2 separate regions of the Homo sapiens genome follow, and region 2 is linked to region 1. Evidence: chromatin contacts called from ENCODE Hi-C data. All regions are on one chromosome and are shown on one strand. Each heading gives the region's core, a stretch centred on a gene start or an enhancer-like site at or near the end of the contact. The rest is flanking DNA. Distances are from core to core; before and after follow the strand shown. Region 1 holds the start of YWHAG (tyrosine 3-monooxygenase/tryptophan 5-monooxygenase activation protein gamma). Region 2 holds the start of TMEM60 (transmembrane protein 60).

What was found. A loop is a pair of places that touch in the nucleus more often than their neighbours do. Pooled maps may share reads with other maps.
Region 2: a pooled map shows a loop between it and region 1 (16-fold over the local background). The contact joins the promoter of TMEM60 here to the promoter of YWHAG in region 1. A Hi-C loop is called at or near these places in 8 of 50 pooled maps.

Annotation. Positions count from the first base shown.
Region 1 is chr7:76,356,634-76,361,452 of GRCh38, forward strand. YWHAG (tyrosine 3-monooxygenase/tryptophan 5-monooxygenase activation protein gamma) reads right to left here and starts at 2,358. Exons shown (of 2, transcript NM_012479.4): 1 at 2,089-2,358. The coding sequence starts at 2,175. RefSeq lists silencers at 1,489-1,679, 1,763-1,962, 2,283-2,692 and an enhancer at 1,787-2,433.
Region 2 is chr7:77,796,219-77,801,037 of GRCh38, forward strand. TMEM60 (transmembrane protein 60) reads right to left here and starts at 2,216. Exons shown (of 2, transcript NM_032936.4): 1 at 2,036-2,216. It overlaps PHTF2 (putative homeodomain transcription factor 2), which reads left to right and starts at 2,555. Exons shown (of 19, transcript NM_001395272.1): 1 at 2,555-2,753. RefSeq lists an enhancer at 1,976-2,085 and a silencer at 2,496-2,635.

The DNA.
Region 1 (4,819 bases), core at 1,108-3,607:
CTTTTATTCCATAAATTATCGTTTAAAATTTCTACTTTTATTCCATCATTGCCCAGTATTTTAAATAAATGAGATGAATGTTTAAAAATATAAAAAAGCATCTTATAAACTTTTGTGAGAAAGCTAGCAATAGGGTGAACAAGGCCTAGCTAGAGGTCACAGATTTGCATGTCTAAGGGTAAATGATATCCTTATTTTTTGGACTAATTCTCATCTAGTGGAATATGAAGTGCTCGATTCCACCTGGCTTATCGGCTAATTTCTGCATTACCTTGGATAAATGCCATTTGCACACTCCCTACCAGCCCTTAGGTGCATTGCAGCCTCTGTGTCATTGTGTGTGACATCACTTGGTTGCTATGGATATAGGTGCGAGGTCACTCGCTTTCCTGTGGAACTAGAAATATGGAAAAGAAATATGGAAAAATTATAAGAGTCTAAATAACACGAACTGAAGATATTTCCAATACTGATACCTATTAGAAGTGCAACTTACATCATTTAAGCATTAAAACCTTGTAAGACAGCAACTGTGGCCACAGCAGTATTCCGAATTTCAGAATCAGTTCTCTTCAATAAGACAAAAACCTTTCTTTGTTAACATAGCTGCTTTAAATATAAAGGTATCAGCATTGTCCTCTTTTGAGAACCAGTAAATTTATTCAAGAATTGATCTGTAATATCAATAATGCTTCATTTAAAAGATGTAACACGCAAGGTACACTCCAGCATCCACTTCACAATGGAGATGAATTTGAAAATCTTTGTTACATAAGGCAGGAAATTAAATATTAAGATAGTGGGGGCCCGAAATCATTAGATTAATTTTCTACCTTTCATTTCATAATGCTCAATACTTCCCCCTCCTCTAATATCAAACTGGTTGACAGCCCATTAGATAAATGTGGTGTTACTGACAAAATGGTGCAATACAGGGATGAATCTGCAACCCAGACAAAATGCGACAACTGGCGATCGGTATTCTCTTTTCATCAGCATGAAGATGTACTCGCTTAAACAAAAAAAAGCCTCAGATGCATCTAACAACCAAAAATTTTTAAAAAGACTTTTTCCCCTTTAAAATAACTCCTCCCAGCCTCCACCCAGTCTAGGCTCTCTGCAATATGACAAATGCAGAATCTTCTGGAATGACTTGATACTGCCTCTCACCACGGCTTTGTTTGCACTATCAGATCAGACAGAATATTTTTTCCCCCAACTTATAGGAATTTCAACAGACGCGTGCCTGTATTCAAAAAAGAAACGGCATATGTCACACGAATCGAACCAGTCAGCTACATTCACCACCTTTTAATTTTACAGGCAATACCTACCCTTTTCAATACAAAAACATTAGGGAATAAAATGGAGATGACATGTTGAGAATGATCAATGAAAACGCTAGCGAGACAAACGTTCTCCCTTCCTAAAAGCCGGAGGACTTGCTTTGGGCGAATGGAGAAAGAAGAGCCTTTTGTTAAGAAAAACGTGAGCAAGGTGGTTTCGATTTTGCACCACGGAGCTCAGGTTTTCAAGAGACCCTATACAATGTTTCTGGGAAGATTCTCAGGGATGTGTCGGGACAGACAGTGGGGAAGATTCTGGGGGGGCTGGGGAGGTGGAAAACCGGGAGACCTGCTGAGTGAATGGGAAAGGCGCCGCCCAGACACCAGGGAGAGAAAGAGGAACCGCATCCATGCGGTCCCCCGCCCCCACGCCCAGGCTAGGAGGAGGGGGGAAGTGGGGCACAAAGGATGCGCACGCCTCCCCGCTCGGGTCCCCTGCACCCCTAGAGCCGCGGGGGCCGGAGACCCCGCTCCCAAGTCCAGCCCCGCGGGACCTCGCCCCGGCCCGCGCCCGCGCCGGGCCTGAATGGCAGCGCCGCGGGGCCACGGGGACTCCGAAAAGAGGCCGCGTCACAGCCCGGGTTCCCGTCGCCTCTCGGGACCCTCCCCAGCCCCCCTCAGTGAGCGAGACGGGGCGGTCAACCCGCCATCGCGACAGGGCGACGAAGCCCCGGGCCTTCCACGCCAAGGACCGCGTCTTCGGAGGGGCAGGGAGCGGCGGGGGAGGGGAGGAGACACTCACGTTCTTCATGGCCGCGGCCATGTCGTCGTAGCGCTCCGCCTGCTCGGCCAGCCGGGCTTTCTGCACCAGTTGCTCGCGGTCCACCATCTTCGCGGGGCTGGGTCTGGCCGGAGAAGGAGGAGGACACTGGGGCGGCCTGAAGGGCTTGGAGGGCGCGACTGGAGCCCAAGTGCCGGAGAGGACCGACCCACAGAGCGAGCAGCTGAGGCGGCGGCTGCGCGGAGGAGGCGGCTGGAGCTGCGACCGCGGGACCGGGCGCGAGGCGGCTGCGGCTGCTGTGCGTGCCACTGACGGACAACCCCCTGCGGCCCCGCCCACGCCGCATGACGAAGGCAGGCCCCGCCCACCCGTCCGCAAGCCCCGCCCATGCCCCGCCCGAGCCCGGCCGCGGCTAGAACTCCCCGCTCCCCAGCTGGGCTCACTGCGCGTCTTCCGGGCACCCCGTCCTTTCCCACTGCGCCCCCACTCTCCCCTTTTTTCACTTCACTCCCCAGTTCCCTCACCCCAGCTTCTCCAGTCGCCCCCTTACGCCTCCCCCTTGAGCCTCCCGCCCCGCCAGCCCTCGGACGCATGGGCCCCTGGGAGTTGTAGTGTAACCTGCAGTGCACTGAGGCGCTGAGGAGACCAAGGACAAAGGGGCGGTCAAGACTACAACTCCCAGCGGACATAGCGCGCAGGCGCAGGAGGACGGGGGGGGGTGCTTCGAATCCCGAGGCCGCTGGGGACCCCTGGCGGGGATCAGGGCTGCATCAGTCCCTGCGAGTGCTGATTCACCGCCCCGCCCCATATTCTCCGGGAAATTACGAGAGGAGGGGGCAGGGGCCTCAGTCCTAGACCCTGTTTCCGAGATCACGTAGCAGGTCGTGGTGGGGGAAGGACAGGAGGCGCGTCCATTGTAGATCCAGACTCTCAGTGTGGTGCCTGCCCGCGGGATGGCCGAATTAAGGGGCCAGACCCTGGGGACTGTCACCTCCACCCCCTACGAGCTTCCATTAAACCCCCCACCCCACCTTGAGGCTCTTGGGCCTGAATAGGTGAAAACATGGACGAACGACAAATACCGGCTGGCCACAGTGGTTGATTTCCAGAAAGGATGCAGCTGTCTGCTGGCTGACCCTGGAGAACCCCTTCTTCCTCTCCAGGGTGGAGTGCTAAAGATTGAGTTCAGCTACCAGGAGCCTACTCCACATCTAACTGGGCTGCGTCTAGGGCTTGGTTGTCCAGCCCTTCTCTCCCCTCCTAAGACATACATACCTACTGAGGTCACGCTGATATATTCTCGTTCATATTATTCCACATAGCTTGCAGATAGCATGGGTTTTTTTGCTTTGTTTTGCTTTTTTGTAGAGACGGGGGTCTAGCTTTGTTGCCCATGCTGGTCTCGAACTCCTGGGCTCAAGCGATCCTCACGCCTCGGCCTCCCAAGGTGCTGGGATTACAGATGTGAGCCACCATGCCTGCAGGCCTGATAGTTTTGACTGCACATTTTATTTACTTTATGTATTCAACAATTATCTATGAGAAGCTACTGTGTTCCAAGCCCTATTCTAAGCCACGAGGTACAGTAGTGAACAAAACAGACAAAAATCCCTGCCCAAGAAAATAGGTGAGATATGTACAGTATGCTAGAAGTCAGTAAGGAGTGAGTTTTGAGGTTGCAGTGAGCTGAGATTGCGCCACTGCACTCCAGTCTGGCGACAGAGCAAGACTCCGTTTCAAAAACAAATAATAAAATAAAAAGTTTTTTAAAGGCTGGGCACGGTGACTCACACCTGTAATCCCAGCACTTTGGGAGACCGAGGCGGGCGGATGACAAGGTCAGGAGATCGAGACCATCCTGGCCAACATGGTGAAACCCTGTCTCTACAAAAAATACAAAAGAACTAGCTGGGCGTGGTGGTGCCCACCTGTTATCCCAGCTACTCGGGAGGCTGAGGCAGGAGAATCACTTGAACCCGGGAGTCGGAGGTTGCAGTGAGCTGAGATCCCTCTACTGCACTCCAGCATGGGTGACAGAGCGAGACTCCGTCTCGAAAAAAAAAAAGAAGTGAGCTTTGGCCTGGCACGGTGACTCACACCTGTAATCCCAACACTTTGGGAGGCCGAAGCGGGTGGATCATCTGAGGTCAGGAGTTCGAGACCAGCCTGGCTAACGTAGCAAAACCCCATCTCAACTAAAAATACAAAAATTAGCTGGGTGTGGTGGTGGGCACCTGTAATCCCAGCTACTTGGGAGGCTGAGGCAGGAGAATTGCTTGAACCTGGGAGGTGGAGGTTGCAGTGAGCCGAGATCGTTTCATTGCACTTCAGCCTGGGCAACAAGAGCGAAACTCCATATCAAAAAACAAAACAAAAAAAAAGTGAGCTTTGCAGACTCTGCTGCTGCCAGGAGTACTCTACTACTGGCCATGGTCAATCCCACCGTGTTCTTTGACATTACTATTGAGCCCTTGGGCTGCGTCTCCTTCAAGGTTAGGGGCATGGAAACCAAGAAGCCAAGTGACCTCTCCGGAGCTTGCAGTGAGCCGAGATTGTGCCAGTGCACTCCAGCCTGGGAGACAGAAAAAGACTCCGTCTCAAAAAAAAAAAAAAAAAAAGAAGTGACCTCTCATCTAAACTGTAAAGCCATGTTAACATATCGGAGCTGTTAGCAGACAGTGTTGTAAAGACAGCAGAAAACTTTCGTTCTCTGAGCACTGGAGAGAAAGGATTTGGTTATAAGGGTTCCTAC
Region 2 (4,819 bases), core at 966-3,465, 1.4 Mb after region 1:
TGAGCCACCACGCCGGCCTCTTTTCTAGAATATTTTCTATTTTGCCCTTACAGTTTTTCAATGCTAAATTTGCTGATTCTTGAAAACCTAGAATTTTGATTATGAATGCATAAAACTTAGCTTGGGATAGCATTTATTATATTTAATCTTCACATATAGGTTTATGATATGTTCCTCTACTTAAGTTTTTTATACCAACCTTTATGGCCACTTGGAAAAAGGATAAGTAGAATGGGAAATCAGAAGCCAGACTGCATGCAGCTGGGTAAGGAGTTAACAGAAGACCAAGAAATGGAAACAATTGAGAACATTTTATTCCTTTGAGGCATTTGGAGAAGAGAAAAATGAAAGATAGGGTATATGAAACTGAAAGAAGAAATTTTCAGGAAAGGAAGAATTTATGACTATAAACAGAAATAAGCCAATGGGGAATGACACTGAAGATGAGAGAGGATACTTGATGGAAAGAGAAAAAGATCAGAAGGTGCTAGGGATAGGAACAAAAGCATGCGTGGTAGGAGGAAAGATGCAGGAAGATAACAGGGAAAAGGTGAAGGAACTGGCTAATTGAGCCAAATACCCTAGATTAGCGTGCTCAATTATATTTTAGAACTAACTTTGATGTACTGTGCAACATCTCTACTACTTTAAATAGTGGGTGGCTATCACAGTGCAAGAGGACACATCTGTTCTATTTCAACAGTTAAGTATTAGTCTCCTAACTCACCTCTTTTCCCTTATACCCATCTAGTGGCACTTAAACTTGTTTACTTAATTGGCAAAGGCTTCATACTGCAGTAATTTTGCTTCTAAGGAGGCATTTTTCTGTGTTGGTTTCCTTTCCCGGCCAGAGGCTGCCATAGAGTGGGATGTGGGACTGAATTTGGAAGCAGGGTTGGAGGGGTGTGTGTTGATTAATAACCATGGATGGATTTCATCCCGTAAATTGCACAATCCCCACCTCCAATCTATCAGGCCGTTTTTGTGAACCTCTGAAAAACGGTTTATGATTATACACTTGCTTAAACCTAACTGTTCCATCTGCTATCGGATAAGACAAGCTTCATTTTTTTCTTACATTTGGCTGTACTTACCACAGGTGCTTTAGGGCTGGAGGTGAAAGGATGCAAGTAACAATCTTATTGTGCCTACAAGATTTATAATGTGGGATGCAACAAAATTCTGTTATGTTCTTGCACGGAAATACCCTCAATGGGGAAGCACTGCTGATACTTAAATGACGATTGAAGGATTGTACGCCTGTATGCTGAGCTACAACGATGACATACGATCCCAGTTTTACATTTACGTCTTCATCAATTTGAGCAGTCGTTATGTTTCCTACTATTCTCTCCACAAGAAAGGGGGAGGTGCGTACTCCAAAAATGTGCTCAACTAAAATGTTTCCCATTTAAGGTGGTTATTTCTGGCACTAGGAAGACAGTTAAATATTTGTTAATGATTCCTTACTCATTTTTAAAACCTTCGGAGTTACCCCTGTATGGACATATATAGAGCCCCACCCACATAGCCCACGGCTGGGTATCAGCCCCCATTTCCCTTCTCTCGCCACTGCCAGTAGTCTACCAAGTGAACCTGCCTCATCCCAAAGATAATTTTGCTTCATGAGCCCACATATTTATTCTTCTTCATAATGAGTCGCTTTTGAAAAGCCCGTGCAGCAACAGCCTTGGCCAAAGGAACAGCGTTCTGCTTACAACTTAGCTCATCTGGGGGCCTATTTGCCCCTGGAACTTCAGGACGCTCCTAAACTATACTTGCCCTTCTGCAAACACCGACAGTCGGCTCGCGGCGCCCCACCGGGACGCTCCCCTTTCATGGGCTGTAAGCCCAGCACATGCTGGAGTTTAACACGGTTCCTGCTGGATGCGCACAGAAGCCCTGGAGCCAAGCAGGCGTGTGCGCGTTTGGGGCTGGCTGTGTGATGGGTTGAGGGTCGGCCGCACAGCCCACGGAAGCATCAGGAGACCAGCGCCGGCGTACGGTGCGGGCTAGGGCAGAGCCCCAGACTCACCTGGCAGCGCTGCCGGCCGGAAAGCGGAGAGGGACGCGAAGATCAGCAAATTCGCCAGTTTGGATCCTTGTCCTTTTCCGCCCTTTTCCCCCCATTAAATCCAGAACCCGTCACATGATAATTAAGAAAAAACTTCAGTTCCGCCTCCTCAAACGACTGCGGTAGAGGATCTCTCAGTTCTACCTCAGTGCCGCGCCCACATCCGGGGCTGGTTCTCACCGCCCCTGAGCCTACCCTATAGGTAGAGAGGACGCCAATCTGGATTCAGAGGTCCCTTTTCCGCGGTAATTGGACCATTTGTCCGCCAGTGCAAACCAACCGACCTTTCCTTACTTTCGGGTTCGACAGAAAGGCGGCAATAAAAAGACCCATTGGTCCCGCCTCTCTACTGTCACGGGTTAGTAGGGAAGTCAGTCCAAGATCAGCCTGGAGTTTCCGTGCTCCCATTGGGCCCACAGATGTTAATCAGAGCAGCCGGCGCTCAGCTCCGCCCTCTCGGGACGCCCCGCCCCTCCTCCCATCCTCCCTGCCCGCGCGCAGTGACTGCAGGCTCCGGCGCAAAATCCTGCGGGAGAGGGGGTGGGGCAACCCTCTGGAGGCAGCGCGCCCGCGGGCAGCCTCGTTGTGGCTCCTTGGGCTCTGTTGGCGGCGGCGCTAGCTTCGGAGTCTCCCGCGCGCACCTCAGCCGCCTCCTAGCGGCGCGGCGCTCGCTCCTACGGTAAGAGCGGCATCACCTCCGCGCTCGGGTGGGCAGTGTGGAGGTCGTCGAGTTCTGACAGAATTTCGAGGATGGATCGGGACGAGGGAGGAGAGCGGTCGTCGGGATGGAGGTGGGGGCTCCGGGGCCAACGCGTCGCCCTCCGTCGCCGGCGACTTTCCCGGCAGTCTCCCGTACCTGAGGGCCGGGGTCAGCCGCGACCCCTTCTCATCAGTCGGCCGGTGGCGGAGGCTCAGCCGCCTTCCTCCCGAGCTCGCGCGGTCCTCAAGTCTTGATGGTGACGGGCCGAAGCCCAGCGCGCCACCCGCCCCTCGGGCCCCGCTTCCAGGCCCCTGTCCTTTGCTTCCTTCCCTTGGCGCTGTGCTGAGGGGTCGTCGGGTCCTGGAAGGGCGTTCAGGGGTCTCGGGTGGCTAGCCCGGCTGGCGGGGAGATGTCAGCTAGCGGCCGGAGGAGCGGGCTCGGGAGGGGGCGGCGGCTCGCGCGCTGGAGGAGGTGGAAGGAGGGTCGCTGCCCTGCCCCCTCTGAGCAGGCGGCAGTCGAGTTTTCTGATCCCAACACGGCGGAGTGGGTGCTTAAGGCATGGGCCTTAAGGGATAGTTCCCGTCTGGAAACAATACCGTGCTCCATCAGCATGCTTCAGCTTTTCTTATTTTTATCTGCCCAGTGTTGACAGCCAGCATTCTGGTATTGTCCTTCGAGTCATGGCTTTCTAACTCAGCACCTCCTTGTGTAACTTCAGGGATCATTCTGTCACTAATCTGTCACCCTTCTTATTTTTAGCGTGGCGAAAACAAGGAACTGCCTTATACTAACCTGGGCAGTGCAGAATCTGGAACAATTTATTAATCTCAGTGTGTACTTTACATGCCAAGTAATTTTGAAATTCATGGTGAATATTAAATATTTTGTAGTTTTCGGTTGCTTTCTTTGTTAATAGTATATCCTCCTTGCTTTGAGACTACTTTTCAGGTGTGATACTTTAATCTTAAGGTTTTTGGTTAGCTTTTGCCATTTTTAAACGTTTCTTTCATTTTTTTTTTCTCCAAGACTTTGGCAAGAGACTTAGTATTTGATCTTGTTTTCAGGTATTTTTGTAAAGTTTATTTTCTTTCAAACTGGGCTTTTTTCACCATATTTTTAATATTGGAAGGGGAATTCTGAAAGTCTGGAAACTGCACACTTTAGCCTAAAGAGTCACAAAACAGTATAACAATTTGAAATCCTAACTTGGATATGGTGTATGGACTGCAAATTTTAAGAGAAGGAAATGGATATGCGTTATCAGTTGTAGTGGCTCCACCTCCATAACGTAGAGGAGAGGAATCTGGAGGTCTGCGGAGAATGAGCCATGTCTGGGGCCAGAAACAGTGGTTCCAGGAAATATTTTTGCCCCAGAAATAGCCTGCCTCCCACACAGACTGGCTGTCTGAATGCATCTGATAGTTTTAAGTTAGGTGTTAGTGAGGTGGAGAGTTTTCGTGTTCCAATTTTGACCACTTTCTGGTGGAGCATGAAAATGTGGTGAGTAAACAAGTATAGTATACAATGGGGGCACTCTTGCATAGATAGTCAAGCCTCCAAGAGTAAACTTTTTTTGAGCCCAAACTGGCACTGGACAGTTGGCCCTAAAAATGAAGAAGGTGGCCCACCCAATTTTTAAACCATGAACTTTTTTTGGCTGGTCCATTTAATGCAAAATTGCAAGGAATATGTAATGAAAAAAACCTTCACTAAACTGAAGAGAATTTAGGGTGTCATGTGGATAAAATGAAACTCGAAAATAGTTGGACTACTTGTATATTATTTAATCATTTTAGTCCTGTGAGATGGGTACTGATTACTGTCATTTTATAGATGAGCAAACCAAGACTTAGTTTAACTAATTTGTTCAAGATTTCTTCACAAATGAGTCAGTAGAGGTGAGATTCACACCTAAGCAGTCTGATTCCAAAGCCTACATTCCAAGCCATTATACTTTATTACCACAATAAAATTGGCTTCTTGGAGACTTTATAGTAGGAGACTACTCAGTGGAAAATAACACTGCAAAACCGTAAATTGAATCC